2 separate regions of the Homo sapiens genome follow, and region 1 is linked to region 2. The links are chromatin loops, found by intact Hi-C in ENCODE. Cell type or tissue: breast epithelium. All regions are shown on one strand. Links, peaks and the distances in the headings refer to the core of each region. The heading gives the core; the rest is flanking DNA.

Evidence for each region. Peaks named below come from ENCODE experiments on the same cell type or tissue, not always from the same donor. Only the 100,000 strongest peaks of a DNase experiment are listed, where the experiment ranks them.
Region 1: it touches region 2 in a loop (8-fold over the local background); 2 of 110 quality-filtered maps call a loop at or near these places.

The regions. Positions count from the first base shown.
Region 1 is chr1:10,170,329-10,186,759 of GRCh38, reverse strand. It overlaps UBE4B (ubiquitination factor E4B), which reads right to left. Exons shown (of 28, transcript NM_001105562.3): 25 at 15,431-15,622; 26 at 7,942-8,116; 27 at 7,198-7,344; 28 at 5,521-6,865. The coding sequence ends at 6,804. Among named protein-coding and RNA genes, the nearest start is that of KIF1B, 32 kb to the left of the region's middle. RefSeq lists enhancers at 13,177-13,256, 16,167-16,216. In breast epithelium, for the core only: no CTCF peak of the experiment used is centred there; no DNase peak of the experiment used is centred there.
Region 2 is chr1:10,049,027-10,065,457 of GRCh38, reverse strand. The region is part of intron 1 of UBE4B (ubiquitination factor E4B); the gene reads right to left. It also overlaps the pseudogene RPL21P21 and the pseudogene PGAM1P11. Among named protein-coding and RNA genes, the nearest start is that of UBE4B, 24 kb to the right of the region's middle. RefSeq lists an enhancer at 5,329-6,259. In breast epithelium, for the core only: no CTCF peak of the experiment used is centred there; no DNase peak of the experiment used is centred there; H3K27ac peaks cover 2,348 bases.

The DNA of each region.
Region 1 (16,431 bases), core at 5,086-13,085, 120 kb before region 2:
CAGCTGGACTTGATTTCAATGATGAGATGCTGGACTTGAAGCGGATGCCCTGATGGGATGCGGTTTGGGAATCTCACGGGAAGGAAATAAGGCATCATTTTGCAGATATGAAGAATGTAAATTGTTGCCAGAGGAGGAACGTGGCAAATGTTATTTGCAAGATGGTCAGAACGACGTCTCCCATCCCAGAAGCTCTTCTCACAGAGTGACGTTGACCTCCCTCCCAGCATGAGGCGGGTTCTGCATTTCTTCCCCTTCAATCCAGGCAGGCTTGTGACTGCTGCTGAAGTGACACTATGTGACTTCCAAGCCTAGGCTGTAAAAGGGCAATACACAGCTTCTGTCTGGTCCTCTTGGAAGCTTGCTCTTGGATCTTCCAGAACTGTGGGGGATAAAATCACTGTTATTGAACCAAGCCACTCCATTTTGGGGTGATTTTGTTATGCAGCAATAAATAACTGATACAACTAGAGTAACAAATATATGAAGAGATTAATTCATTCAACACATATATTTGCCAGGCACACTTATAGGTGCCAAGGATACAGAAAAAAATCTCTGCCCCCCCCCACCCCGGGCTTACATTCTAGTGGGGGGAAGTGGACTGTAAAGTACATAATAGATATAGCATGTTAGATAGTGATAAATGCCAAGGAGAAAATGCAAAGAAAGGGAATAGCAAGGGATACCAAGGTTAGGTGAATAAATTACATTTTTAAATAGGGTGGACAGGGAAGGACTCACCAAGGTGATATTTGAGTAAAGATCTAAAGCAAATAAGGGAGTGACTGACCCATATGTATATCTGTGGGAAGAGGATTCTTCATAGAGGAAGTAGTCTAGTGCCCTAGCAGGGGTGGAGAGCAATGAGGCCAGAATGGCTGAGTTTTTGGAGTAAGGGGAGTGTTGTAGGAGATGAGATCAGAGAGAATGCGAGGTGAGCGTTTTGCCTTCCAGGTTATTGTAAGGATTTCTTTCTTTCTTTTTTTTTTTTTTTTGAGATGGAGTCTCAGTCTGTCACCCAGGCTGGAGTGTGGTGGCTAGATCATAGCCCCTTGCATTTGCTGGAGCTTCTGCTCCAGCAGCCTTGAATTTCTGGGCTCAGGCGATCCTCCCACCTCGATCTCTGGAAGTGCTGGGACTACAGGCGTGCAACACCACACCTGGCTTTAGGGTTTTTTTTCCAGCCCCTTTCTTTCTTTTTTCTTTTTTTTTTTTTTGAGACGCAATTTTTGCTCTTTTTTTGCCCACGCTGAAGTTCAATGGCACACAATCTCGGGTCACTGCAACCTCTGCCTCCCAGGTTCAAGCAATTCTGCCTCAGCCTCCCAAGTAGCTGGGACTTGTACAGGCACGCATCACCATGCTTGGCTAATTTTGTATTTTTAGTAGAGACTGGGTTTCACCATGTTGACCAGGCTGGTCTCGAACTCCTGACCTCACGTGATCTGCCCATCTCGGCCTCCCAAAGTGTTGGGATTACAGGCGTGAGTCACCGCACCCAGCATCTTTTTCTTGAGATAGGGTCCCCACTTTGTCACCCAGGTTGGAGTACAGTGGTGTAATCTCGGCTCACTGCAGCCTCAACTTCCTGGACTCAAGCAATCCTCCTGCCAAAGCCCCTGAGTAGCTGGGTCCACAGGTGCATGCCACCACGCCTAGCTATAGTTGTTTTTTTTTTGGTTTTTTTTTTTTTTTTTTTTGAGACAGAGTGTCACTCTGTCACCCAGGCTGGAGTACAGTGGCACAATCTTGGCTCACTGCAATCTCCGCCTCCTGGGTTCAAGCGATTCTCTTGCCTCAGCCTTCTGAGTAGCTGGGATTATAGGCGTACACCACCACATCCAGCTGATTTTTGTATTTTTAATAGAGACGGGGTTTCACCATGTTGGCCAGGCTGGTCTCAAACTCTTGACCTCAGGTGATCCGCCCACCTCAGCCTCCCAAAGTGCTGGGATTACAGGTGTGAGCCACCACGCCCAGCCAAAGTTTTAACAAGATCATCCTACCTGCTTTTCTGAGAAAGGAGGTTAAGGGGAGAGGCAGGAGGACCAGTGATGCTGTTGGAATAATCCAGGAGAGAGCCAGCAGCAGCAACTCAAACCAAAGTGACAGGAGGGGACCTGGGGAGTAGTCGTCGAGTTCTGGGATACATTTTGTAGGTAGAACAGAGGGATTTTTTTGTTTGTTTAGACAGAGTCTCACTTTGTAGCCCAGGCTGGAGTACAGTGGCCCGATCTCAGCTCACTGCAACCTCCGCCTCCCGGGTTCAAGTGATTCTTGTGCCTCAGCCTCCCAAGCAGCTGGGATTACAGAAGCCCGCCACCATGCCCAGCTAATTTTTGTATTTTTAGTAGAGACGGGGTTTCACCATGTTGGCCAGGCTGGTCTCGAACTCCTGCCCTCAGGTGATCCACCCACCTTGGTCTCCCAAAGTGCTAGGATTGCAGGCGTGAGCCACTGCACCCAGCTGAGCAGAGAGATTTGTGGACAGATTGGACATAGGAGGAGAGCACAACAGCGGAGTCAAGGATGACTCGAAGGTTTGTGGCCTGAGCGACTTGGAAGGATGGAGTTGTCATTTACTGTGATGAGGAGACTAAGAGGAGCGGGCGTGGGGTGAAATGTACAGAGTTCAGGTTGGGATATGTTAAGTCTGAGGACCTTTTAGTCATCTGAGATGGCCAGTGTGTACAGTACAGGAGAGAAGTGGAGGTTTGAGATATACATCTGGGGTCAACGTGAGTGGCTAGTAACGAATGAAAGCTGTGATATTGAAGTTATCTAATTGTTTAAAATGGGGGTTAGGTCTAGAGCTGATCTCAAGGCCAAAGTCCCTTCCAAAATGCTATGCTGCTTCTCCTTGGGCATTCTGAGCTATTCTGAACTTCTAGCATTCTGGAACTCTGCCATACAGCAGGAGTCGGGAAGAGATGAGGCTGGAAAGGCCAGATGGCCTAGATTCATGTGCCAGTTCCACTACATTATGGTTGTGGAGGGTTAAATTAATTAATATATGTGGCCGGGTGCGGTGGCTCTTGTCTGTAATCCCAGCACTTTGGGAGGCCAAGGCAGGTGGATCACGAGGTCAGGAGATCGAGACCACCCTGGCTAACACGGTGAAACCCTGTCTCTACTAAAAATACAAAAAATTAGCTGGGCATGGTGGCGGACACCTGTAGTCCCAGCTACTCGGGAGGCTGAGGCAGGAGAATGGCGTGAACTTGGGAGGCGGAGCTTGCAGTGAGCCGAGATCGCGCCACTGCACTCCAGCCTGGGCGACAGAGCGAGACTCTGTCTCAAAAAAAAAAAAAAAATTAATACATGTAAGAGTGGCTTGCACATAGAATATGCTCATGAAATGCAAATGATCATCACCAATTCAGAATGACTTTCTTCACCAACACTATCTGACACCAGCATCAAGCTCATAGGCTACTGTGTCTCCTTCAATCAAAAACGTACCTTGAGGCCTGGTGTGGTGGCTCATGCCTGTAATCCCAGCACTTCGGGAGGCTGAGGCAGGTGGATCACTTGAGGTCTGGAGTTCAAGACCAGCCTGGCCAACATGGTGAAACCCCATCTCTACTAAAAAAAAAAAAAAAAAAAAAAAAAAATTAGCTGGACATGGTGGCATGTGCTCTAGTCCCAGCTACTCGGGAGGCTAAGGCAGGAGAATCACTTGAACCTGGAAGGTGGAGGTTGCAATGAGCCAAAATTGCGCCACTGCACTCCAGCCTGGGTGACGGAGCGAGACTCCGTCTGAAAAAAACCAAAAAACAAAAAAAAGTACCTACTCAAATGAGGCCTATTCATGTCACTTTAGCACTCCAATCAAATTGCTGTGAAATTCACTACTCGATGTACCAAACCCAGAGGTTACAAAAAGTGAACGGTGTGCTCAGCTTTTTTTTCAAAAGATATTCAATCAATATCTTTTTAAAATCTACACAACACTGAGTCACAACACAAGGCAGATTTTAATCATCTTTCTCTCAAGGATCATTTCTCTTCTGCCAATCTGATTCTCTTATTTGACAATCTTCCTTTTAGCCAAGACCTACTTTTAATATATTTTGGGATTTATTTCAATATCCACAATTAAGAGACTGCAGACAAACACAAAACAGCAACTCTTGAGACTCTAAAAATGGAAACCCAAATCATCTTCCCCCTATAGATAGTACAGGCAGGAGACTGACTGTGTCTCTGTCCTATCCGGCAGGTCCTTGAAACCTCTGAATTATTCAAAACGACAAGTGCATATGGCGGTATAAAGCAGCATTTTATTACATTCACGGGGACAACTGGAGGATTAAAATAAGAGTTTGGAATCTGGGATGGAGAGGAGACAAGCAGTACACACTGGTCAGATAACCACACAAACAAAATTAGGCAAGATGCCAGTCAGTATCCTAATTCTACAGGCACTAAGCTTAGATATGTAAGTTTAGTAAAAAGTAAACCCAATTAAACAGAATCTTCTGCATGGTGAGAATATGGATTTTTTTTCTTTTTGCTTATATTGCCTAAAATTTTTGCTATCATGAACTTTTTCCTTATTTATTGTGTCTATCTATCTATCTATTTTTTGAGACGAAGTCTCACTCTTGTCCCCTAGGCTGGAGTGCGATGGCGCGATCTCAGCTCACTGCAACCTCCACCTCCTGGGTTCAAGCAATTCTCCTGCCTCGGCCCCCCGAGTAGCTGGGATTATAGGCACCCACCACCACGCCCAGCTAATTTTTGTATTTTCAGTTGAGATGGGGTTTCACCATGTTGGCCAGGCTGGTCTAGAACTCCTGACCTCAGACGATACACCTGCCTTGGCCTCCCAAAGTGCTGGGATTACAGGCGTGAGCCACCGCACCTGGCCATGTTATATATATATATATAAATATATATAAATAAATATATATGTAAATATATATAAATATATATTTTTTCTTTTTTGAGACGGAGTCTCGCTGTCACCCAGGCTGGAGTGTGATGACGTCATCTCGGCTCACTGCAACCTCCACCTCCCAGGTTCAAGCAATTCTCCTGTCTCAGCCTCCCGAGTAGCTGGGACTACAGGCGCTGCCACTACGCCCGGCTAATTTTTTGTATTTTTAGTAGAGATGGGGTTTCACCATGCTGGCCAGGCTGGTCTCGAATTCCTGACGTCAGGTGATCCATCCGCCTCAGCCTCCCAAAGTGCTGGGATTACAGGCGTGAGCCACCGGGCCCGGCCTGAGGAAGAATCTTGAAGGTCAGGGAAGATACTTGAGATAAAGCAGAAGAAACTCAAGAAAGGCAGAAGACTGAATATGACAAAGCTTACCCCCTCAAATCAGCAAACAGTGAAATGAGAACCAAATGTCGAGACTGACATGAATAAGAAAGTTTTCTTTTAAAAATAGCAGCTCCTAATTGGATCCAGGAAAGATCATTCACCACATGCAAACTCACTTGGCTCTTGTTTACCCACCCGCCCTGCCCTTTTTTTTTTTCCACAAAAGAGAAGAGACTCAAAGAAGATTTCTTCTGAACGTGTGTCACCATTTATTGTAGTTTGCGTTAGGAATTGAACAGAGGACATTGTCTGTGGAGGGAAAAAAGGAAAAGAAAAAAGAAAGTATGCTTTTTATAGACTTAATTTCTTCAGAACACTTTATGGTTTCAAATCCTTTTTTTTTTTTTACCCCAAAGGAAATTTGAGAATTCAAGTATGTTAAGTAGGGAGCAGTAATACAAAAAGTCTTATACTTGTGTGCGCGTGTGGCTGTGTTTGTCTGTGTGTGTTGAAACCGGCAGACATACTCCCACATTCTTGCACCCTCTTTTGCTTTGGTAAGGCCAAACACATCACACAAATGACCCTGCCTCAAACTCACACACCCAAGGGTTGAAGAATTGATTTACCCCCAGAGGATAACTGTGAAGGTTTCAAACTGTCACGTAGCATTAAAAAAAAAACCCAACCCTCATCTCCCCAAAATATAAGTCACATAAGTCCTGATACACTTACACCCCTAGATTTTGCTGCAGCTGCTCCTCAGATGCCGAAGAGAGGCTTATCACAAGGACCAGAGCAGCAGGATTTTCTTTATTTTGTTTAGAATAAAAAAATCTTAAAGGGACATTTCAAAAGAAAAAAAAAACTGAAATTCAAATTCTGAAAATATCTTGCCTTTTTTATTAATCATGTCATCTAACACCAATTAAAAAAACAAATATGTGAATATGATATAAAAATACGATCCCAGGATTAACACTTGGTAGCAGGCACAGTTATCTCACAGAATATATGTTTGGAGGGCCAGGGAAAGGAGTTTACTTTTGTTTTTGCTTCTCTTAAAAAAATCCACAGCAGTGCAAGTAGGGTCAGGAAGGGGGAGAGGGGAAAAAAGATTCTTTAGCAGCAAAATGTCCAAGGTTCTCTAATCACAATCAAATCAACGGATATTGGATTAAAAAAAAATTCATGAAGGGATGCTGCCCAGACCCATTAGCCATCACTAAAAGACTTCCGTTGCCCCAAACTGTGACATACGAAGGACATGCTTTATTACACAAGCAACCATAAAACCTGTCCCTTAAGCTTTTGACCGTGTTTGTCACTTAAATATATGTACAGGAAGCGGGCTCCTCTTCTCATCCATGTCCTTTCAGGTCTCAGCGTTTGCTCGCTCTGGGTGGGCCTGGGGTTGGTTTGCCACATTTGGCCTCCAACACATGAACGGCAGCTTCGCTGCGGCCGCTGCTTCTGCTTGCCTCGTTGGCCTTGGCTGTGTCTAGCAGAGGGTGGGCGGCGGAACGGTTTAGTGATCGCTGTTCTGTTTCTCTCTCATCCACGCCTGAATCTGCTCTTTCAGTTCTGGCACTGAGAAAAGAAAAAAAGGAGGATTAATGCCCCAGATGGGAGGGCTCTTCCTGAGAGAGGATGCTTGTCGCTCTGTATAAATGGGAAGAAAAGGCCATTCTTTCCCTCATTGAGCCGAAGACTCCAGAAGGACTGGGACATGAGAGGGAGGGACTGGATGTCTGCAGGGAAAAAGGGCCAAGAGTGTTTTGGGTCTTTGCTACAGAGTGTCATAAAGTAGGTAGTTTCTGCATTTGATAAATTTCCCTTCTGCTTCATCTCCAATATGTGACTTGGGCTTTATCTCTTGGTACTGACGCCAGCGCTGCACCTCAAACTGCACCCTCCTCTACCTGGTTCCAGCATGCTCTCTGTCAGCGTCTGCCGGTTGAAGGGGTCCGTGGGGGAGTTGAGCAGGTGCCGCAGGATGATGGAGCGGTCCATGATGGTGCCAGAGGGCAGCCGCACGGGGTCTGTCATGAGGGTGTCCATCAGAGGGTCTGCGGGGACAAAGCAAAGCAAACTCTAATCTACTGAGAGCCCACGACTGAAAAAGAAAACAAAGCCCGTTCTACCAGCGAAAAATCTATCCAAAGGAACAGCAATCAAAGGGCCCCTGTGAGGCCCCCAGGTTTAGAAGGAAATCAGCCTTCAATAAAGGCATATACATTGCCTTTTGTAAGGGGAAGGCGCTTCTTTGTCAGCTACTGCTGGGGGGAGGGAACAGAGAAGAAAGCCTGGGACAGACCCAGCAGCAGGCCCCACAGGCTCCGTGGCGAGGACGGCAGGCTGGAATTCTTTGTCTTAGGACTTCTGGGAATTCTTTGAAAATGTGAATCCCCACTTGCAAAGGCAGCCCTGCCCTTAGAATCTTCAGGGTTGTTATCTGGCTTTAAGTCAGGCTAAGCTAAGGATGTTTCTTCCTCTCAATTTACAATATGAGCTAAAAATAGGCAAATGTAATTTAAGACAGATTGTCTCAAAAAGCAGCTCTAGCACACCATTAAAAAATTAATTGCACAGGACGTCCTCTTGTAATGTTATCGATTTCCAGTTAACTCAAAAGAAATCAGCATGAAAACGACGAGTCCACTTGCCTCTGAACTCATCAGGAGCGTCGCTGTAGTCGATTTCTGCGCGTGCGTTCTTGGCCACTATCTCCTCCACTTTCTCGGCGAGCAGCTTAAATTTTTCTATTGCTATTGTGGATTTGATCCCTGCCTTCCGCATCTTTGAAATAACTTCTTCAAACAATTCCTTACTGTAGGATCTCTGCAAAGGAGGAATGGCAATGTGAGACGTAAATGTACGTCAGGTGGAAAAAAGCGAGCTGCAGAAAATATCCAAAGTATTATCCATTTGTGGATTTTCCCCCACTAAAAAAGCCCTAAAATTATATATACACTTATATATTTTATATATCCGTCTTTATGCATTTATAGCCTCATAAAAGTATGCACTTTTTATGCTTACAAATGGATAAAGACTGGAATAATATGTGCCAAACTGTACGAGGTCACTCCCTCTGGAGAGGGCTGCAGGACTGAGGCAGACGGGCTTTTTTTTTGAATTTTTACAGCTAGCACGCATTTCTTTTAAAGTTTAAACATTAAAAAGAGAAGGAAATCTAGTCTATTTCAGTCCTTGGGGGGCACTGTGCCCTGGCAGCCTATAAGAAAGAAGAGGTGAAAATTTCAGCTCTCTTCCACAAAGGTAAGCATGGTAAAAACAATCCACTATTGTTCATACTCTAGAGGAGCCTTCTCCTGTTCACTTTCAAGCTTCTTCAAGCTCATTTAGTTCAGCACTAGCACATGTCAGGGGCTCCATGGACGTTAGACCACCCTGGTGAACTGATGAATAGGCCTGGGAACAGACACGATTTATGTCCCCAGGAAGGGAAGTTGTGGAGTGGAGGTCAGGCGCCCACCGTGGACCCAGACAAATCTGAACTTGAATTCTGGCTCTACCACCTACCAGCTGTGCAGTCGTAGGCAAATCTGAACCCTCCTAAGCCCAGGTTCTTTGAGTGTAAAATGGGCAGAGTAACATCTACCTCACAGGTGCCTAATTCATAAAAATCACTGCCATGCCAAACAGTAAAGTATGCTGTAGTTTGTATTTATAGTAAAACATATATGGCAAAAACACTGGCCACTTGCTTAGTGATGATATATATTTGTATTTGTATCACCATCGCAAAACAAGTGGCCAGTGTTTTTGCCATATATGTTTTACTATAAATATATATATATATTTTGAGACAGAGTCTCATTCTGTCACTCAGGCTGGAGTGCAGTGGTGCAATCATGGCTCACTGCAGCCTCAAACTCCTGGGCTCAAGCAATCCTCTCACCTTAGCCACCCAAGTAGCTGGGACTACAGGTGCATGCCACTATGCCCAGTTAATTTTAATTTTAATTTTTGAGACGGAGTCTCGCTTTGTCACCCAGGCTGGAGTGCAGAGGCACGCTCTCGGCTCACTGAAGCCTCCACCTCCTGAGTAGCTGGGATTTCAGGTGTGCGCCACCACGGCTGGCTAATTTTTTTGTATTTTTAGTAGAGACAGGGTTTTGCCATGTTGGCCAGGCTGGTCTCGATCTCCTGACCTCAAGTGATCTGCCCACCTTGGCCTCCCAAAGTGGTGGGATTACAGGCGTGAGCCACTGTGCTCGGCCTAAACCTCTTTTCTTCATAAAGTACCTAGCCTTGGGTATTTCTGTATAGTGATGCAATGGACTAACACAAGAATATCTGCAAATCATATATCCAATGATACATGTATCATCTGATATGACCTAGCATCCAGAATACATAAAGAACTCTTCTGGTTGGGCGCGGTGGCTCACGCCTGTAATCCCAGCACTTTGGGAGGCCAAGGCAGGCAGATCATGAGGTCAGGAGATCGAGACCATCCTGGCTAACATGGTGAAACCCCGTCTCTACTAAAAATACAAAAAAAATTAGCCAGGCGTGATGGTGCACGCCTGTAGTCCCAGCTATTTGGGAGGCTGAGGCAAGAGAATTGCTTGAATCTGGGAGGTGGAGGTTGCAGTAGGCTGAGATCGCACCACTGCACTCCAGCCTGGGCAACAGAGGGAGACTCCATCTCAAAAAAAAAAAAAAAAAAAGAAAAAGAAAAAAAGAACTCTTCCAACTCAACAACAAAAACACAAACAACCCAATTAAAAAATGGGCAAAGAACATGAATAGACATTGCTCCCAAGAAAATATAAAAATGGCCAGCAAGCACATGAAAAGGTGTCCAATGGTATTTGACATTAGGGAAATACAAATCAAAACCGCAATGAAATACCACGTCACTCCCACTAGGATGAGTATTTAAGAAACAAAAACAAATTAACATGTTTAATTTTTAAACTTCATGATGGAAAGAATATAAACTAAACCAAAGAAAAAAAATGAAAAAGAATGGAAACTTAAACCTTATACATTGCCAGTGGGAATGTCAAATGGGCGGCAGCTGTAGAAAACATTCTGGCATCCCTCAAAAAGTTAAACATGGAATTACCACATGACCAACAATCCCACTCCCAAGTGTAGACCCAAAGTAACTGAAAACAGGTGTTTAAATACTTTTACACAAATGTTCATAGCAGCACTATTTGCAAGAGCCAAAGGCTGGAGACAACCCAAATGTCTATCAATGGATGAGGATAAACAAATGGTGGTATATCCATACAATGAAATATTATTCAGCCTTAAAAAGGAATGAAATACTGATACATTCTACAACACAAATGAACCTTGAAACATGATGCTAAGTGAAGGAAGCCAGACATAGAAGGTTACACACTGTATAAGTCCGTTTATATGAAATATCCCGGAGAGGTGAATAGGTAAATCCAAAAATAGGAAAAGAGAGACAGCAGATTTGTGGTTGCCAGGGGCTGGGGCAAGGGGGTCTAGACAGCGACTGCTTTAAGGGTTTTCCTTTTGGGGTGATACATGTAGTGGAACTAGGTAGAGGTGGTGGCTGTGCAACGCTGTGACTGTACTACATGCCACAAAATGGTACACTTTTAAATGGTTACTTCTACGTTATATATTAATCTTACCTCATTAAAGAAGAAAAAAATAACAAGAAAATGAAGCATTACATTTGTGAGACGCAGACTCATATTCTGGTAGGTTAGAGGAGGGAGCAATTACTTAGGAAAGACTGACTGCATGGGGGAAGTGTGACTGATGGGATTTTTATTTTTTTTATTTTCTTTTTTATTTATTTATTTATTTATTTATTTGAGACGGAGTCTCGCTCTGTCGCCCAGGCTGGAGTGCAGTGGCGCGATCTCGGCTCACTGCAAGCTCCACCTCCCAGGTTCACGCCATTCTCCTGCCTCAGCCTCCCGAGTAGCTGGGTCTACGGGCGCCCGCCACCACGCCTGGCTAATTTTTTGTATTTTTAGTAGAGATGGGGTTTCACCGTGTTAGCCAGGACGGTCTCGATCTCCTGACCTTGTGATCCGCCCGCCTTGGCCTCCCAAAGTGCTGGGATTACAGGCGTGAGCCACTGCACCCGGCTATTTTTTTTTATTTTCTAAGTAGGTGCTGAATTTTTTTTCTTTTTTAATGGAAAATGGTGTTAACAGACAATGCTTCATGGACGACAGATATGCAGTCTGTCCATGGAACTGGCGTCTGCCCATAAAGACACAGTCTAGGCCACTTTAACATCTCCCTATCCTGGTCCTCTTGGCTCCCAGGACCAATGTGGTATCCCACTTCTCTGGCATGGAGCTCTGCCCTCAGATTCCTGAGCATCAAGCTCAGTGGCTCTTCACCCAGGCACCTTTCTGTCAGCCTTCTGGACATGGGTCTTCAGCCTACTCTTGGTATAGAGGGAGAGAAGCCTCTCAGTTTCTTTACCTGCAAAGCTGTCATTTTCCTCTTCCTTTGTCTTTCCCGGAAAACAAGACATACCAAACCAAACTAAGACATACCAAAGCAAACTAAGATACTGCTGCTTCCAAAGAAGAAAATGCAATTTTACAACCTCTTCCCCAGTGCTTGCCAACCATCCATCCTTCTGCACTTACCGCCCCCTGCCCCACCAAAGCTCTCTTCTAAAACAATCAAGTAAGCAGGCCCCTAATCAGCTTATGGCCAATATAAATAGAAAATACCCAACAATCAGCACACACACCACACTGTGAAAGGAAGCAAAAACACTTTTTTTTTTTTTTTTTTTTGAGACGGAGTTTCGCTCTTGTTGCCCAAGCTGGAGTGCAATGGCACGATCTCGGCTCACTGCAACCTCCACCTCCCAGGTTCAAGCGATTCTCCTGCCTCAGCCTCCCGAGTAGCTGGGATTACAGGCGCACACCACCATGCCCGGCTAATTTTTTGTATTTTTAGTAGAAACAGGGTTTCACCATGTTAGCCAGGCTGGTCTCAAACTCCTGACCTCAGGTGATCTGCCCGCCTCGGCTCCCCAAAGTGCTGGGATTACAGGTGTGAGCCACCGCACCCAGCCCAATACTTCTTCTTTTTTTTTTTTTTGATATGGAGTCTTGCTCTGTCACCCAGGCTGGAATGCAGCGGTGCGATCTCAGCTCACTGCAACCTCTGCCTCCCGGGTTCAAGCTATTCTCCTGCCTCAGCCTCCGAGTAGCTGGAATTACAGCCGCCTTCCACTGTGCCCGGCTAATTTTTGTATTTTTAGTAGAGATGGGGTTTCATCATCTTGGCCAGGCTGGTCTCGAACTCCTGACCTCATGATCCACCCACCTTGGCCTCCCAAAGTGCTGGGATTACAGGTGTCAGCCACTGCGCCCAGCCCCAACACTTCTTAAAATATGCTTTTCTCTCCATGTGTCACTGGCACATGTGTGTTTGTTTCACCACTCTGGAAGAACAGGACTATTTAGACATTCAAGGAGCCCCGTGTGTCACTGTGCCAGAAACTGCTGTCTACAACCCAAGCCAGGTGCCACCAGAGGCCACCACCATAATCTAAGGCATGACCAGGCAATGCAATGTGTGGTTGGTCACCAAACAAAGGCCGCTCAAAGCATTCCTTTGTCACCCAGTTGCTTTGCATCACCTCACTGGGCGTGCTGTGCCCACCCACACCGAAACCTTCTGTGTGTTACGTTAAGCGCCTGTGATGTGGCAGCCACAGCACAACCACCCTGGAGAGGGCGCACACTAAACAGCTCTTCCAAGTCTCTCTACGGCAACGATGGAAGAGCCCTGGGGCTTTCCACACCGACCTCTGGCTGGGCTGGAGACGCCAGCTACAGTCAGGTGTGGACCCCACCTCAATGGGTAAGTGCTTCCCTTTTCTTTCCCTCACTGCAGGCTATGACTTGCTTTCTGTTTCTAAATCAGTGCAGTATTATATAGTCGGGGGCTAGTAAAGCAGTGTTTGTGTGTGTGTGTGTATATATATATATAATTTTTTTTTTTTTTTGAGACAGTCTTGCTCTGTCGCCCAGGCTGGAGTGCAGTGGCTCGATCTCCGCTCACTGCAAGCTCTGCCTCCTGGGTTCACGCCATTCTCCTGCCTCAGCCTCCCGAGTAGCTGGGACTACAGGCGCCCGCCACCACGCCCGGCTAATTTTTTTGTATTTTTTTTAGTAGAGACGGGGTTTCACCGTGTTAGCCAGGATGGTCGTGATCTCCTGACCTTGTGATCCACCCGCCTCGGCCTCCCAAAGTGCTGGGATTACAGGCATGAGCCACCGCGCTCGGCCAGCAGTATATATTTTAACATCTACAAGTAACTAAAATTTCCTAACCCTCTTACGAGCCACTACTTTGTATGATAAAACTGCTTTAGACACACAGTCATGTGTCGCTCTGAGAAATGTCTTGTTAGGCAATTTCGTTGCTGTGTAAACATCATAGAATTTACTTACACAAACCTAGATGGCGTGGCCTACACCACGTCGAGGCTCTATGGTATAGCCTATTGCTCCTAGGCTACAAAACTGTACAGTGTGGGACTGTACTGAATCCTGTCGGCAGTTGTAACACAATGGTGAGTATTCTAAACACAGAAAAGGTACAGTGAAAATACGGTATTATAATATGATGGGGCCACATGGTCTTTGTGGTCCAGCATCGACAGAAACAGCACATGACTATGTATTTTTTCACTGCAAATCCTTTGTTAAGACCACTTCCCCTGCTACATCAGAAAGCACCTACATATGTGAGTTATAGCTCAATAAAGCTGTCATTAAAAAAAAGTACCTACAATGCTTCTATTGTAATATTACTCCTTTGGATGAGATATGGGTAAAGAACCTTCTAGAATGCCTACTGATGATTAACTTGAGCCATGAATAGTATTTGGATAAGTAGTGTGAACAAAGACAGAGACACAGAGACAAGCATGGTTCTTTGTGGGCATTTTAAGTGGACAGCAGAGAGACTGAGGATATGGGTTCAAGGCCAGGCTGCCTGGACATGGATCATGCCTCTGTCCCACACTAACTCTGTGACCTCGAGCAAGCTATTTAACCTCTCTGTGCCTCTTTCCTCACTTTAAAACAAAGACTTTACAGAACCTACCTCAAAGGATTTTGTGAGGACTAAATGGGTGGAGATACGAAAAGTGGGTGAAATGAGGTGTACAGTTAATAAACATTAGCTGTGAGGACGTTGAAAATGAGGCAGAACGGACCATGGAGGGGGCCAGCCCTTTATGGGATGACTAGAAGATCACGCAGGGACAGCTTAGCCTAAATCGGTGGCTGTGGAAATGAAGCACACACAGACAGATCTGCTCACAGGAGACCCACGGAATAAAGGAGAGGGAAGAATGTAAAGAAAACCACACAAGATTTTTAATCTGGACAACCCCAAAAATAACAGCACTCTAGCAGGAGACTAGGAAAGAAGATTCTGATCCCTTGAGAAACCGGGCTCTTTTCAGAAATGTAATGGATTTGTCAAGAAGGCCCTTAAAAAGATGGGGTAAGAACTCAACTGGAGAGGGCTCAGAGCGCCAAACCTGCTCTTTACTTTTGTTTTTTACTTACTTACTTACTTATTTATTTATTTTGAGACAGAGTCTCACCCTGTTGCCCAGGCTGGAGTGCAGTGGCACAATCTCAGCTCACTGAAACCTCTGCCTCCTGGGTTCAAGCGATTCTCCTGCCTCAGCCTCCCGAGTAGCTGTGATTACAGGCATGCACCACCACACTGAGGTAATTTTTTGTATCTTTAGTAGAGATGGGGTTTCACCATGTTAGCCAGGCTGGTCTCAAACTCCTGACCTCTTGATCTGCCCGCCTCGACCTCCCAAAGTGTTGGGATTACAGGCGTGAGCCACCGTGTTTTTGAGACAGGATCTCACTCTCTCACCCATTCTGGAGTGTGGTGGTGCAATCACGGCTCACTGCAGTCTGGCCTCAAGCAATCCCCCTGCCTTGGCCTCCCAGAATGTTGGGATTACAGGCCTGAGCCACCGCGCCCAGCCCAAATCTGCTCTTCACACTCAAAGGAAAACAACCCACTCATCTTCATTTACACCAGACGAGTTCCCTGGCCACTGTGGTTATTATCTCCAAATCTGCCAGTAAACTCACAGAGAGACCAACTCAACTCACTGACCTGGTCGTCAGCAATGGCTTTCGCGAACCGAGCACAGTCCAGCTGTAAGTAAATATCCGTCAGTTGGTCCAACAGCTTCTTTGGTTCAAAGCCGTATTTCTCAGGGTTTTCAACTTTCAGGTCACGGCACTTGGGGCCACAAAGTTGCTGAAGATTAAAGTTCAGCATTGCAGCCAATCGGGGTCCAAGCTCCTAGGAAATCACAGGATAATAGGACAATTCATGCTGTTGAGACAAGTGAAAAGGACCAAAAACTCCCATTTCAGTGGAGGAACAGGAATTGGTTGGATTAATCTTCAAAGAATCCTTACAGGTGCTGTGTATCATAAGCTGAAGAAAGACAACATTATATTTCAACTTTACTCCCCATTTCTGATCTGATAATTCTAATACTTAATGGAATGTTGCAGGCTGATGAAATATTTATTTATAAATACCAAAAGAAGCCAAACTTTTCTTTACATTTATGCTTTTAATTAAAAAAAGTATCACTCCAAATTCATTGAGAAACAAGTAAAAGAGAGAAAATTATACAAATCTTACCATTATCTGAGCAAAAAAAGTTTTGAGTCAGCTCTTCCAGCCAGTATTTCATAAACTTTTTTCCCCATAAATGTTAAAAGCCCCTGGCAGTTCAGTCTGTGTCATTCTTATGTACTTATCAGATACAAATAACAAAGTAATGCAAGGAAAGAAGATAAAAGTTATGCCTTGAATAGTTTTAAATCTAGTCAATGAGACAGAGTAAACTTAAATGAAACACCTGGAAAATAGTAATAATCTATGCTGTAATCTCACAAGGTGACTCAGTACCCACTACGGTTGGGCATACATGGTTTTAAGCAAACCTGAAACAGGAAGATGTGGCTTAGAGAGCATTAAACACTGGCCATAAAAGGGAGTCACGAAAGCATTCCTTTAAGTCACAAGGTTTTCATGAAATGTAATAACTGGATTTATACAAATTCAACATATACTTAGCTTTTCAAGAATTTGCTTTT
Region 2 (16,431 bases), core at 4,770-12,769:
TGAATATGTGGACAACAATACAGTGAAGTACAGCGGTCTCCTCTTCCTTCAACACACAGCTGGGCACTGGTGGTTGCTTATTGTGGAGCTGTGCCTTCCTCCCCCGCATGCTCCTCCCGCCACTTGCCCCATAACTGCTCTATATCCTGCTCCCTGACCTGGATCTTTGCTCAAATGTTACCTTCTCAATGAAGCCTTCCCTTCCTTCCTCCTAGTTCCCATCTGCTTTAGTGGTTCTCCATACTTTCAAATAGTTCAGCCAAAACCAACAAGTATGTGTGGGTGTATAGATGTATATACACACATTTATATACAGACAAAGTGAATGTAACAAAAAATAAACTGATGAATCTAGGTGAGTCATTCAAATTTTCTGCAGATTTAAAAATTTTTAGGGCCAGGCGCGGTGGCTCACACCTTTAATCCCAGCACTTTGGGAGGCCAGGCGGGTGGATCACTTGAGGTCAGGAGTTCAAGACCAGTCTGGTCAACATGGTGAAACCTCACCTCTATCAAAAATACAAAAATTAGCTGGGCATGGCAGCGGGCACCTGTAACCCCAGCTACTCAGGAGGCTGAGGCAGGAGAATTGCTTGAACCCGGGAGGTGGAGGCTGCAGTGAGCAGAGATTGCACCATTGCACTCCAGCCTGGGCAACACAGTGAGACTCTATCTAAAAAAAAAAAAAAAAGTCCAGAATAGAAAGTTGAGGGAAAAGTTAGACCCACCAGCATGGCTTTTGTTTTTTTCTCTAGCCATGTACAGCAGTACACAGTAGGCACAGAGATGGACTAGCCAGGGCTGTTGAGAGAGGAAAAGGAAGTGACAAAGAGACGAGGTGATAGAGAGTGGAACTGAAGGGTAATGATAATGATGCAGACACAGGAAGCCCTGGCAGCACCTGGATTCTTGATTCCAGTCTCTTCCTGTGACCCAGCTATCTTTCTATCCCTAGGTTCAGAAAGAAGACTCCTGTATCCTTAAAATAAATCCCATTTTTGGCTTAAGCTCAATAAGATGTTCTATTACTTACTGCACGTATGCATAGAAATACTACAATTCCTCGGAGATGCGATCAGCAGTTTGCTTGTGCATAGAGTATCACCTTTTTTTCACCATCTTATATTAGGTTTTCAGGATTCAAATTCATTTACACTAACTGTATATTCATGTAATAACTGAATCATCCCAGAGAGCAATTTTGAAAATCGAACCACATACAAATGCTATGTGCTTACTACTTGACTTAAGTTTCTTTTTCAGGACAGGTAGGGGTTAGGCAGACGAGGAACAAAGGAGCGCCGGCAGAGATTGGGAGGCTTTGTGAGCACACACACTGTTTAGGGAACGCTGAGTAGTTGGTAAGAATGAGTGTGTATGGACATGGTGAGGCACAGACAAGAAAGACAAGCTGCAACAAGCTCATGACGAGCTGTGAATACCATCCTAAGACACTGAACTTGTTCGTGAAGGCAAGAAAGACATCTTTTGAAGGATTTAAGCAGGGGAATAACCAGGTAAGATGTACTTTTCTTTTTTTTTTTTTTCATTGAGACAGTTTCATTTTTGTTGCCCAGGCTGAAGTGCAATGGCATGGTCTCGGCTCATTGCAACCTCTGCCTCCCTGGTTCAAGCGATTCTCCTGCCTCAGCCTCCTGAGTGGCTGGGATTACAGGCACCCGCCACCACACCCAGCTAATTTTTGTATTTTTAGTAGAGACGGGGTTTCACCATGTTGGCCAGGCTGGTCTCAAACTCCTGACGACCTCAAGTGATCCGCCTGACTTGGCCTCCCAAAGTGTTGGAATTACAGGCATTAGCCACCTCACCCGGCCCAGATGTACCTTTTAAAACAAATCACTCTAGCTACTGTGTGGAGAACGAATGGAGGCAGGCCACAAGCAAGCCTGCGCAATGGGCATAGGAAAGGGACAGCTCTGGAGATACTTGATCTGTGTTCCCAACAGAACTTGGCTGTTATTTGGAAGTAAAAAGTGAGGAAGAAGAATAATCTAGATTTCAGGCCTGGATACCTAAATGAATGGTAAAATACCCTAAAATTGAAAATACAGAAGGAGATTTTAAGAAGATGGGTTATGATTAGATTACTGAGTGTGAGGTACCTGGAAGAATACCCAACCAAAAATGTCCTACAGGTTGCCGACATCTGTTTTGTTTTTGTTTTTTTGAGATAGGGTCTCACTCTCTATCACCCAGGCGGGAGTGCAGAGGCACGGTTTCAGCTCACTGCAACCTCTGCCTCCTGGGTTCAAGCGATCCTCCTGCCTCAGCCTCCCCAGTGGCTGGGACTACAGGCATGCGCCACCACACCCAGCTAATTTTTGTATTTTTATTAGAGACGGGGTTTCACCATGTTGGCCAGGCTGGTTTCGAATTCCTGACCTCAGGTGATCCCCCTGCCTTGGCCTCCCAAAGTATGCCCAGCCCCAACATCTGTTTTATTCGCCATCACTATTTTCTTTTTCTTTTTTTTTTTTTTTGAGACGGAGTTTCACTCTTGTTTCCCAGGCTGGAGTGCAATGGTGCAATCTCGGATCACTGCAACCTCCGCCTCCCAGGTACAAGCCATTCTCCTGCCTCAGCCTCCCGAGTCGCTGGGATTACAGGCATGTGCCACCACACCCGGCTAATTTTGTATTTTTAGTAAAGATGGGGTTTGGCCATGTTGGTCAGGCTGGTCTTGAACTCCTGACCTCAGGTGATCCACTTGCCTCACTCACCCAAAATGCTGGGATTACAGGCGTGAGCCACCGCACCTGGCCTCACTATCATTATTTTCTTGTTCTAGGAAAGATTTAAAGTGATTAACAAAAAATGCATTAAGGCGGCCGGTACAGCGGCTTACGCCTGCAGCCCCAACACTTTGGGAGCCAAGGTGGGCAGACCTCCTGAGGTCAGGAGTTCGAGACCAGCCTCGCCAAAATGGCAAAACCTCGTCTCTACTAAAAATACAAAAATTAGCTGGGTATGGTGGCTCATGCCTATAATCCCAGCTACTCGGGAGGCTGAGGAAGAAAAATCCCTTAAACCCAGGAGGTGAAGGTTGCAGTGAGCCAGGATCGTGCCATGGCACTCCAGCCTGGGCGACAGAGCGAGACTCCACCTCAAAAGAAACAAACAAAAAAACACACATCGAATGTATTTTTAATTTAACTTAATTAAATTAACAAGTTTAATTCAAAGAGATAAGGAAATTAGGACACAAGCAAAATGATGGTAGAAAAAATAGGGCCGGGTGTGGTGGCTCAGGCCTGTAATCCCAACACTTTGGGAGGCCGAGGTGGGTGGATCACGAGGTCAAGAAATCGAGACCATCCTGGCCAACATGGTGAAACACCGTCTCTACTAAAAATACAAAAATTAGCTGGGTGTGGTGGTGCCCGCCTGTAATCCCAGATACTCAGGAAGCTGAGGCAGAAGAAAAGCTTTAACCCAGGAGGCGGAGGTTGCAGTGAGCCAAGATCGCGCCACTGCACTCCAGCCTGGCAACAGAGCGAGACCTCGTCTCAAAAAAAAAAAAAAAAGAAAAAAGAAGATAAAGCCAGGAGTGAGATCAGCACACACTACACACGTATAGCAACACAGTAAGTAACTGACAACACTCCTCAACATCAGCAGATGCTTAATGGCAAAACAAGATTCAAAGGAAAAAGTTTGAGAGTAGCCCAAATGAAGAGATCCAAGCATCAGCTTTGCTGGTGCGGCTTGATTTCTGGGTAGAGTTGAGAATACCTGGGGCAGGGGTCCAAATCCTGGGACCCATGAAGGCCAGGAGGACCTTCAATTCCCTCAAGATTTTCAAGGAGATCCCTTACCCCAAAAAATCTTAAAAGATGACTCTCCCAGGCAATGCCCTTCACTCAATCCTCCATAAAAACTTGCTCAGGGCCAAGTGCGGTGGCTCACCCCTGTAATACCAGCACTTTGGGAAGCAGGCGGATTACCTGAGGCCAGGAGTTCCAGACTAGTCTGGTCAAGATGGTGAAACCCCGTCTCTAATAAAAAATATAAAAGATTAGCTGGGCGTGGTGGTGCATGCCTGTAATCCCAGCTACTTGGTAGGCTGAGGCAGGAGAATTGCTTAAACCCAGGAAACGGAGGTTGTAGTGGGCCAAAATCATGCCACTTGCACTCCAGCCTGGGTGACAGGGACTCTGTCTCACAAAAAAACAAACAAACTTGTTTTGCACAATTACAGAAATGTGGCCAGTTGTCTGTTCCTCTCTTCTGATAGCTCCCTTTTACACCTCGTTATTAAAGGGTGGATTCCAGTACTACAAATTCTACAAGTAAGTATGCCGTAGGTTTGCAGTATGCTGCATTAATGCATCTCATTTATATCTTGTTGTCTTTTGAGATAAAAAAAAAAACAGAAAACAGAAGGTGGAAACAAACTCTTGCGGTGGCTTACACCTGTAATCCTAGCATTTTGGGAAGCCAAGGTGGGAGGATCATTTGAGGCCAGGAGCTCAAGACCGGCCTGAGCAGCATAGTAAGATGACTTCTCTACAAAAAAATTTTAAAAATTAGCTGGGCATGGTGGCACGTGCCTGTAGTCGTAACTACTCAGGAGGCTGAGGCAGGAGGATCACTTGAGCCTAGTGAGCTACAATTGCACCACTGCACTCTAGCCTAGGCAACAGAGTGAGACTGGCTCCAAAAAAAAAAAAATTGTCCAGAATCTCACTAGCTCACTAGGGATTCTAAAATACACAGCAAAATGAACCTCTACCGTTAGAAGTCAAGGTGTTAAAGAATGGCTTATTTTCTGATGACCACACTTAGGAGTACTTCAATGGCTACTAGAACCCCAGAAAGGTTTTTATTTTCTTTTGTTTTGTTTTGGTAAAGGAAAATGCCATACATAAACATTCAGGACTCATCCGAACCTTCTGGAACCAGCTCTCCTGGGGAAGTCAGAGAGGAAATACAGTCATGGGCTGCATAACGACATTTCAGTCAATGTCAGATCACCAGATCTTACTGGTGGTCCGGTAAGATTATAATACCATATTTTTACTGTTCCTTTTCTATGTTTAGATACACAAAAACTCACTGTTATTGTACAACTGCCCACAGGATTCAGTATAGTTACATGCAGTACAGGTTTGTAGCCCAGGAGCAATACCTAGGCCATACCGTAAGTATCCAAGGAGTTATACTATAGAGCCTACGTGTGGAATAGGCTATGCCATCTAAGTTTGTGTAACTATACCCTATAGTGTTCACATAATGATGCGTTTCTCAGAACGTATCCCTGTCATTAAGTGATGCATGACTGTAGTTGCTTGTTTTAAATCACCATGTAGGTTACATTCATCTACCCCCAACCTTTCCCAACCCCCTCCACACACACACAGGGACCTGACGACTGAATAGAACAGGACTGGCTCCCAGGAATACAAACAGGCTCTCTTGCTTCTCCTCATTGGTCATGCCTTAGCATGGTTCCTCCACATCCCCTACTCAAGCAGGGTCTTAGTAAACAAGTAAACAAAGCACTAGCAAAGACCCCAGAGTTGCCACCCCTCAGCTCTCCTGGGTAGAAGAAGCCTTCCCTTGGCTTGGGCTGAAGACCTATGCCCCAGAGGTGCCATTCTGATTGTGTGAAAGGAGTGGAAAAAAAAATGCCTAAAATTAAAATGGGAGCCTCCAGATACGCTCAACAACTTCGGATGCCTACAGCTGTGGTCACTGTGACACGTGGAGGTGAGAGGCATAGAGGAATGGGGCAGACTGGGAGGGTGTTGTCAGGATAGGGATCGGCTGCCGCCCTTCACGCCTCGGCCTTGCCCTAAGCAGCCACGCTTCCATGGCTTTATGCACAGCCTCTTCGTCTCCTGGGAACTGCATGAGCTCAATGGGCTTCAAGCTCCTCCTGTTCAATTCATAGACAATGGGAATACCAGTGGGCAGGCTCAGCTCCATGATGGCCCCTTCCGGGAGAGCCTCCCAAGGCTCGACTGTGCCAGAAAAGCTGCTGCCAGGAGCCTCAACCAACACCTGTTTCCCCTCCTGGATCTGGGGAATTATTTCTTCATTCCAAAAGGGCAGAGCTCTGACAATAGTGTCCTTCAGACTCTTACAGAAGAGCAGGTGCCCTACAGTGTAGTCTGCCCACCAGCAATCCTTGCTGCTGTTGCTGTATAATAAATGTTCAGCTCCATCAGAGGCATCAAGATCTTTTTGTTGTTGCTGTTGTTTTTAAGACGGAGTCTCGCTCTGTCCCCCAGGGCTGGAATGCAATGGCGCAATCTTGGCTCACCACAAGCTCCACCTCCCATGTTCACGCCATTCTCCTGCCTCAGCCTCCCAAGTAGCTGGGACTACAGGCGCCCACCGCCACACCTGGCTAACTTTTTGCATTTTAGTAGAGAGGGGGTTTCACCATGTTGGCCAGGTGATCCGTGATCCGCCCGCCCCGGCCTCCCAAAGTGCTGGGATTACAGGCACAAGCTACCGCGCCCAGCCGGCATGCAGATCTTTATCTGGCCCTCATGGTTCTTGACAACAGCTTCTGCTTTGTTGAGGCCAGTCAGACCCTTATAGTGCCACTCCAGGAGGTGCACCAAGTCATCACTACTGGGAGCCACATCTGGTCAGTGGCATCCAATACTGTCCAGGGGGTCGGCATTGCTGTCTTCCGCCCTGAGGTGACACAGATGTCAAAATCACAGCCAGCATTTCTCAGTGCCTCCCAGAAGGCTCAGGTCAGTGTCACACCAGCCGCTGAAGTGCTTCTCCAGGTGCCAGGCACCCTTGCCCACCTGCAGGCGGCAGCTGGTGGGCTCAGGATGCAGCACTGACTGTGGTCACTGTGATTCCAGAGTCCCCACTGCCTGGCTCCCAGTGCACACCACTCCCCCAGCTCTGTACCCCATGCCCAGCTTCTAGTGCCCCTGGCCCACCACCCAGCACCCCATGCCTCACTGCCTGGCTCCTGTGCACTTTCTCCAGCACAAGTTTTAACACATATAAACCTAACAGCTCAGTGAGGCCAGCTTCCCTAAGTCTGCACTAACAAGTAAAGTACCAAGGCTTCCAAGCAATAGAGAAATGTTACAGGATGAATATGACAGAGTGGAAACAGACGGGGGTAGAATGGCACGGTCACCCTGCAATCTCATTTTTCCAATCATTTTCTGCTTCACTTTCCAGGTTACTTATCCAACTCAAAAAATGTTTACTCAACAGTTACAAAAAGCTTGATTGATTAACCACATTTCTTCTCCAAAGAATATCATGACTATGTCCAGGACTTACTCCCAAATCAAAACCCTAAAGTATCTAGTGCTTTTACCCAAGCACTCCGCTACAGCTCAAACACGTCACCTCTAGAAGGGGATCATCCATGTCGGCTCCTGGCCTCAGCCCAGGGTACTCCTGGCACTCCCACTTTAATTGTAACAGAGACCCTTTTACTCTCACAAGAGTCCTTGTGTGGACATGACCTGAGAAGGTCACCCCACATCCGACAGTCCAGCTGTTCCTTCTCCTCTCTTTACCTACATACCCTCCACTGCCTCCCATGCTTGCTTCCCTGCCACCGGAATGCAGGCAAGGCAAGTCACCTTCCTCCTCCTTGAGAACTTTCCCAGGTGAGTAAATATCTCAAAAATAAAGCACAAAATACTTACAAAGGCCAACTTCTAGCAATTACTAGCAAAATACATTTTTCTTTTTTCTTTCTTTTTTTTTTTTTTCTGTGAGACAGGGTCTTGTTCTGTCAGCCAGGTTGGAGTACAGTAACACGATTTCAACTCACTGCAGCCTCAACCTCCCTGGGGAGGACTGCTTGAGCTCAGCAGTTAGAAACCAGCCTGGGGAACACAGCAAGACTCCATCTCTAAAAAAAAATCAAAAAATTAGCCTGGCATGGTGGTGTGTGCCTACTCAGGAGGCTCAGGCAGGAGAAGCGCTTGAGTGCAGTAGTTTGGGGCTGCAGTGAGTCATGATCACGCCACTGCACTCCAGCCTGGGCAACAGACACTCTGTCTCAAAAAAAAAAAAAAAAAAGAGAAAAGACTGTAAATGGTATTTTCTCAGGGAGAAAAAAAAGGTTGCGACCCTTTAATTCTCCAAAGCCAGGCAGTAATTATATCTTTTTTAAAATACAAGGAATTTTATAAACTGTAACAAAAATTGTTAATTGTGTTTTTTGCATCTAATTGATAACATGAAGAACGTTAAACACGCCTAACCCCATTCTGCCAGCTGGTGAGAACTAAGGACCAAAGGCATAAAACTGCCTAATTAAAGTGTTTTCTTAAGTCACCCATAATACTTAAAATATTAATATTATTACTTCAAATTAGAATAATAAGGGGCCAGGTGTGGTGGCTCACACCTGTAATCCCAGCATTTTGGAAGGCTGAGGCGGGCCAATCACCAGAGCCCAGGAATTCAAGATCAGTGTGGCAAAACCCCATCTCTACAGAAAAAAAAAAATACAAAAATGAGCCAGGTGTGGTGGCACATGCCTGTAGTCCCAGCTACTCAGGAGGCTGAGGTGGGCTGGGGAGGCTGAGGCTGCAGTGAGCCATGAATGTGCCACTGCACTCCAGCCTGGGTGGCAGAGTGAGGCCTTGTCTCATGAATAAATGAATGAAGCAGTCCACCTGAAAGTGAAACAGAGACCAGACCATGTGCAATGGGTGAGTGAAGTGCTACCCCAGGCCCCATCTTCTCAAGCCCTCTACACAATGAGCAATCGCGTAGCTAGCGCTGGCCAGGATCCCAGCTGCACCTGTTTCCAGCTGGGTTATCTCTCTGAGCCTCGATTTCCCCATTTATAAGAAAGTGACAAAATATTTCTTATCTTATAAAATAGTCATCAGAAATAAAGGTAATATAACAAACAACTAGAATTAGTATGTATTTATCAGCTTATAGTTTATCCCCACCCAGTACAATACAAGCTCCAAGAGAGCAGGGATTTGGTCTAGTTTATTCACCGCTGTATTCCCAGCAACTATGACAGTACCTAACTCCCAGAGAGCACTCGGTAAATATTTGCTGAACAAATGAAAAGTGTTTACTTGACACACAGTAAATAGTCTTTTTTAAAAAAATAATTTCAGCCTAGCAGTTTTCTCCATCCCTTTGCTCTTTTAATCTTCCTCTTAGGCTCAGTTTCCCCTTTGTGTAGGGTTCTGCTTTATCTAAATAATACGAGTGTGTACAAAAGCACTAAAAAGCATCTCACGTGTCATCTAATTGTGAAATTAGGAGCAAGAGAAACCAAAAAGATCAAGAGCCTAAAACTGCCAAACATTACATGGCAGAGAAACATGCTGAGTGTAGAATAATTTTAACTGCATTCTGTTATTTAAAGAAGGTTTCCTGCTGCAGAAACTTTATGCCCTTTATAACCAAAAACATCCCAGGGGATAGAAGTGGATGGTATGGTCTCCATTCTCATCTTTGATCCTACTTGGTTCAACAGACAAGATTAACGTAGATGACTAAGCATCTACTACTTCTACTTCTGGTTTTGTTTTGTTTTGTTTTGTTTTTTTGAGACAGAGTCTTACTCTGTCATCCAGGCTGGAATGCAGTGATGCAATCTCAGCTCACTGCAACCTCCATCCCCAGCTTCAAGTGATTCTCCTGCCTCAGCCTCCCAAGTAGCTGGGACTACGGGCACGTGCTACCACACCCAGCTAATTTTTGTATTTTTAGTAAAGACAGGGTTTCACCATGTTGACCAGGCTGGTCTCAAACTCCTCATCTCAAGTGATCTGCCCACCTTGGCCTCCCAAAGTGCTGGGATTACAGGCATGAGCCACTGCGCCTGGCCAGCATTCACTACTTCTAACACTATTCCATAAAACTGATTCTGGTAACTTTTGCCCCATGTTGGCTGGGTGTGGTGGAGGAAGGCTTGAAGCCAGGAGTTGGAAACCAGCTTGGGCAACATAACGAGACCCCATCGCTACAAAAAAAATTTTTTAAATTAGCTGGGTGTGGCAGCACACGCCTGTAGTCCTAGCTACTCAGGAGGCTAAGACAGGAGGATCACCGGAGCCCAGGAGTTCAAGGCTACAGTGAGCTATGATGCTGCCAGTGCACTCCAGCCTGGGAAACAGTGAGATCTTGTCTCAGAATAAAGAAAGGAAAGAAAAGAAAAAGAAGGAAAGAAAAGAAAAGAAAAGAAAAGAAAAAATGATGAAAAGGTGGCCTACGAGACATTTTCACAAGCATTTGTTCCAATTGGCATTCATTAAAATTCTCCCACTCACAACCCATTCTAATCATAACATTTCAAGCCAAAAGATGCTTTATTCATGTTTCCCTAAACTAGAAATCACCAAACCTTTTGGCACAAGGACATCTGTTCAAAGTAAAAACACGCCGGGTGCGGTGGCTCACACCTGTAATCTCAGCACTTTGGGAGGCCGAGGCAGGTGGATCCCCTGAGGTCCGGAGTTCAAGCCCAGCCTGACCAACATGGAGAAACCCCATCTCTATTAAAAATACAAAAATTAGCTGGGCATGGTGGTGCATGCCTGTAATCCCAGCTACTCGGGAGGCTGAGGCAGGAGAATCGCTTGAACCCGGGAGGTGGAGCTTGCAGTGAGCCAAGATTACACCACTGCACTCCAGCCTGGGCAACAAGAGCAAAACTCCATCTCAAAAAAAAAAAAAAAAAAAGGAGAAAGATAATATTACAGACACCAAGGGAATGGGTACTGTTCCAAAAAAAATGCCCCGCAAGTGTTACCATGGCTAGACTGGAAGAGTCTACAATGTTACCCAGCATGCTGCTGGCATTGTAGTAAATGAACAATGGCAACAGTCTTGCCAAGAGAATTAATATGCATATTGAGCACATTAAGCGCTCTAAAGGCCAGCATCATTTCCTAAAACTCATGAAGGAAAATGATCAGAAAAAGAAGAAAGCCAAAGAGAAAGGTACCAGAGAAGCACACTGTGTGAGAACCAATGGGAAGAAGCCTGAGCTGCTGGAACCTATTACCTATGAATTCATGGCATAAGAGGTGTGAAAAAAATAAAAGACCTCTGAACTGTCAAAATGTTTCTCTTCATTGAGTAGAAGTGTGGTGTCCCCTCGCCCAAAGAACTATTTAAAGCAAATTTTAATTGTGTCCTAATTCATTATGCCATGTCTTTACTATTCAAATTTAATGTATTTCTTGCTGAAAGATGTGAGGTGGCTTACTGTGCAACAAATTACTCAATTGGTTAGAAAACAGCCAGATATTACTTACAAAATATTTGTATTGGTTTGAAGATAGTCCCTCTAAATCATCATGGAAGAAATAAAATAGCTTACAAAAATAAAAATTAAAAAAAGAATATGGAAATAAATGTTTATGTGTCAAAAATCCTGTCTTTTTTTTTAAAAAAAATCTAATATTTCTAATTACTACCCCAACAACAAAAAAAGATTTGATGAAGGAAAATGAGTTATCTAAAGATTCAATATCAGATGGACATGGTGGTTCACACCTGTAATCCCAGCACTTTGGGAGGCCAAGGCAGGAGGATCACTTGAACCCAGGAATTCAAGACCAGCCTGGGCAACATAGCGAGGCCTTGTCTACAAATAATAAAAGAATTAGCCAGGCATGGTGGCAACACCTGTGGTCACAGATACTTAGAAGGCTGAGGTGGGAGGATCACTTGAGCCCGAAAGGTCGAGGCTGCAAGTGAGCCGTGATCACGCCACTGCACTCCTGCACTCTAGCCTGGGTGACATAGCAAGACCTTGTCTCAAAAAAAAAAAGTTTTCAAAATCAGCCATGCAGCGGGTAGGGAGAGCATTAAGAAAAATAGCTAATGCATGCTGGACTCAGTTACTAAGTGATGGGTTGATAGGTGCAGCAAACCACCACGGTACACGCTTACCTATGTAACAAACTTACACATCCAGCCCATATACCCCAGAACTTGATTGTGCCACTGCACTCCAGCCTGGGCGACGAGCAAAATTCCATCTCAAAAAAATTAAATAAAAAATAAATAGGCCAGGCGCAGTGGCTCACGCCTGTAATCCCAGGACTTTGGGAGGCTGAGGCGGGTGGATCACGAGGTCAGGAGATCGAGACTACCCTGGCTACCACAGTGAAACCCCGTCTCTACTAAAAATACAAAAAAATTAGCCGGGCATGGTGGTGCATGCCTGTAGTCCCAGCTACTTGGGAGGCTGAGGCAGGAGAATGGCGTGAACCTGGGAGGTGGAGCTTGCAGCGAGCCGAGATCGCGCCACTGCACTCCAGCCTGGGCAACAGAGAGAGACTCCGACTCAAAATAAATAAATAAATAAATAAATAAAAGCCATGCACGGTTGTAAACACCTGTGGTCCCAGTTACTCGGGAGGCTGAGGTGGGAGGGTCGCTGATGAAATTAGGAGATGGGGCCTTTGGGATGTGATGAGGTCCTGAGGGCGGAACCCCTGATGACCTGCGGATTAATGCCCTTATAAAAGAAAGCCCAGGGGGCTCCTTTGCTCCTTCCTCCAAGTGAGGACACAGTGAGAAAACAGGTATCTATGAACCAAGAAGTTGGCTCTCAAGAAACTAAATCTCTTAGCACCTTGATCTTGGAACTTCTCAGCCTCCAGAATGCAGAACGGTGAATAACAAATTGCTGCTGTGTACAAGCCACCCACTTTATGGCATTTTGTTATAATAGTCCAAATGAACTACGACATCTACCCAGGCATATATCCACCCACACAGAAAAAGTCAATGACAACCAAGACCAGCTACAGAATGTTCAGGGCCCCATGACAAATGAATATGCAGGCTACCTTGTTCAAATGTATTAAGAATTTCAAGACAGCAACAGCAGAGCATTAAACCAAGCGTGGGGCACCTCTGCCTGCAGTCACATGCCTGTGAAGCTGGCCCTGGTGACAAGTATAGACACAGGTCTAACAAAAGACCATGATCACAGACATGATTCCTGAGGAGTGCCTGGCACGATGGGTGCTCAATATGATCTACCCGGACATCTTAGAAGTTCAATTCCCAAAAACGTCCATTAAAGCAGTGTGCTACCTCATCTAGTCAGAAAATCTAACTAATTAAATCACCACTGACCAGGCCCAGTGGCTCATGCCTATAATCCCAGCATTTTGGGAGGCTAAGGCCGGAGGATCATTTGAGCCCAGGAGTTCAAGACCAGCCTGGGCAACATAGTGAGACCCTGTCTCTACAAAAAAAAAAATTAAAAAATCAGCCAGGTATGGTGGCATGCACCTATAGTCCCAGCTACTCGGGAGGCTGAGGTGGAAGGATTGCTTGAACCCAGGAGGCGGAGGTTGCAGTGAGCCAAGATGGCACCACTACACTCCAGCCTGGGTGACAGAGCAAGACCCCGTCTCAAAAAAAAAAAAAAATGACACTATTAGACATCTAGAATTTATACCAAGCACTGACAGGGAACAAAGAAGCAATATGCATTGAATGTGTCATGTTTAATTAGAAAGGTAAAGTCACTTCTCAATCTAGGACCCAAAAGATACCTCTTTTCCCAGTCTTGACACTGCTGCCAAAGAACTGGACAAGATGCCAAAGATTTAGCAGCTGTTGAGTAGTTAATACAATGACATCCAATTCAGAGATTTTCTCCCCCTGCTGGGAGGGGTACAATTCTTTCAGAAGACAAAAATAAGTCATCTGATGGGAGTAAAGTGTGTCACCTCAGGCTGTATTCTTTAGTCCTGATATGCAGAACATTTCTCCTGGGACTCCTCGAGTCCCCTTTCTGCACACTCTTCTTTCCCTTTCAAAGCTCTACACTCCACCTTCACCCTCTTAGTACATTCAGGCCACCAATCACTCCACGTTTTAGAAAAAGTGGTAGCAGTGTGGCTCAATACAAAAGATGGCCCCTGGGTGAGAAGAGATTTTTGGAACTAATGGGTCGGGGGAGAGGATTCCAACCCAACCTTTCACATAAGCCACGGTCTATTTGCTACCTTAACTAGTAAGATACCACTATTTATGCTGTTGGCATTATTATATGCAAAAGATTTGTTAGATGTTATATGGACACCAACTAAAACTCCAATTATACACAATTCAATCTTACTTTGAGAACTAACTTGTCCCAAGAATCCACTCGGCCAGGTCACTACACCATGCACACTTCACATCACTCCAATTAATCTGAAGAACAGTGCTACGAGATGGTATTCCATACCCCCATTTTATAAGTGAGGAAACTGAGGCTCAGAAAGATTAAGTACTTTCCCCAGAATCATCCAATTTGTTGCTCCAAATAAAATCCAGGTAAGAGCCAGGAACAGTGGCATGCCTGTAGTCCCAGCTATTCAGGAGGCTGAGGCGGGAAAATCATCTGAGCCCAGGAGTTTGAGGCTGCAGTGAGCTATGATAATGCCACTGCACTCCAGCCTGGGCCATAGAGCAAGTCCTGTCTCAAAACAAAAAGCAAACAACCAAAAAAGCCTGCAAGTATGTCTGACTCTGAATTAGAACTCTGATAATGAGGCTTTTTTCATCAAGTGCCTACCTTAACCTAATTAACACAACTTAATGCAGCAAACAAATAAACTATTGCAATACTAGAATTGGGAGGCAGGCCGGTTGTGGTGGCTCACGCCTATAATCTCAACACTTTGGGAGGCCGAGGAGGGAAGATGGCTTGAGGCCAGGAGTTGGAAACCAGCCTGGGCAACATGGCAACATAGTGAAACTCCACCTCTATAAAAAAAAAAAAAAAAAGAATAGGAGTCCTGAAAAGACATGTTGTATCACTGCATTCATTCATGCATTGAACAAGTATTTGTTCTGAGCCACTCTGTGCCAAGCCCTGTGCCAGAACTTGGATAAAAAGCAGTAAACAAGAATAGCCAGGAGTTCATATCCCAGTAGGAGCTACACCAAGTGAATAAATAATTCAATGCAGTGTGGTTAATGTTAGGAGAGAAGTGATTTTAATGAAACCCCTTTCCCGTTCCTCCAACTTCTCCCTATCACCTACTCCTTCAGCTGCTGCAGACCCTTAGTGGTTTTGGAGAGCTTGGGGTCACACATTTGGCTATGCCTGATATATCTCAAAACCTTTCAGATCAGGCCAGGCACACTGGCTCACACCTGTAATCCCAACACTTTGGGAGGCCAAGGCAGGCGGATCACCTGAGGTCAGGAGTTCAAGACCAGCCTGACCAACATGGCAAAACCTGGTCTCTACTAAACATACGAAAATTAGCCAAGTGTGGTGGTGCATGCCTGTAATCCCAGCTACTCGGGAGGCTGAGGCAGGAGAATTGCTTGAACCCCAGAAGTGGAGGTTGCAGTGAGCCAAGAGCGCCACTGCACTCCAGCCTGGGTGACAAGAGCAAGACTCTGTCTCAAAAAAAACCAGCCTTTCAGATCAGCAAGCAGCTACCAATATCCCATATTTGCCATCTTCAGTTTTTCTCCAATGTTCTCATATTTCTATCATCAATTTCAAAAGAATGAATGTAACAGAATTTGCCCAGAGTAAGAAGTAAATGAAACATTTCTCTTCACCACAGACTTATTTTTCTAACTTTTTTTTTTTTTTTTTGAGACAGGGTCTTTTGCTCTCTCGCCCAGACTAGAGGGCAGTGACATGGATCATGGCTCACTGCACCCTGGACCTGCCGGGCTCAAGTGATTCTCCCATCTCAGCCTCCCGAGTAGCTGGGACCACAGGTGCATGCCACCACACCCAGCCATTTTGGACATATGGGGTCTCCCTATGTTGTCCAAGTTGGTCTCAAACTCCTGGACTCAAGTGATCTGCCCACCTTGGCCTCCCAAATTGCTGGGGTTACAGGCATGAGACACTATGCCCAGCCAACATTGTTTCCTAATTTAAAAAAATTTTTTTTTTTTTTAGAGAAAAGGTCTTATGATATTGCCCAGGCTGCCCTCAAACTCCTGGGCTCAAGTGATCCTCCTGCCTTGGCCTCCCAAGTAGCAGGGATTGCAGGCATGCATCATTGCGTCTGGCTACAGTGTTCTAATTGTCAAAATCCTAGTCATCTTTAAAGACTAATTCAAATCTTCCCAGTCCCCTCCCTACATTCCCCATCAGAATTAACTGCCCCATCAACCGTACCCCCTTTACTGAAATGTCTATTTAGCACTTGAAGTCTAGCTGGTTGCGTTCCTGTGTCCCCAGCTGCAGCCTGAGGTCACTGAAGGTAAAGACCAGGTCTTCGTCATATTCGAGCAGCATCTCCACATAGTCAGCCCTCAGTACCTGGCACAAAGCCCAAAAATATTTGTTGAAATTAAGCAAACAAATTAAATAATATTCAAGTCTCCTACTCTGAAATATTTGCCACTCAACTATTTTTTTAAGCTCTAAAAACTATAATATGATCCAATGTTCCCCATATTATGTCTCAAAATTTATTATTTGGAACTCTTCAGGCCCAAAACCTC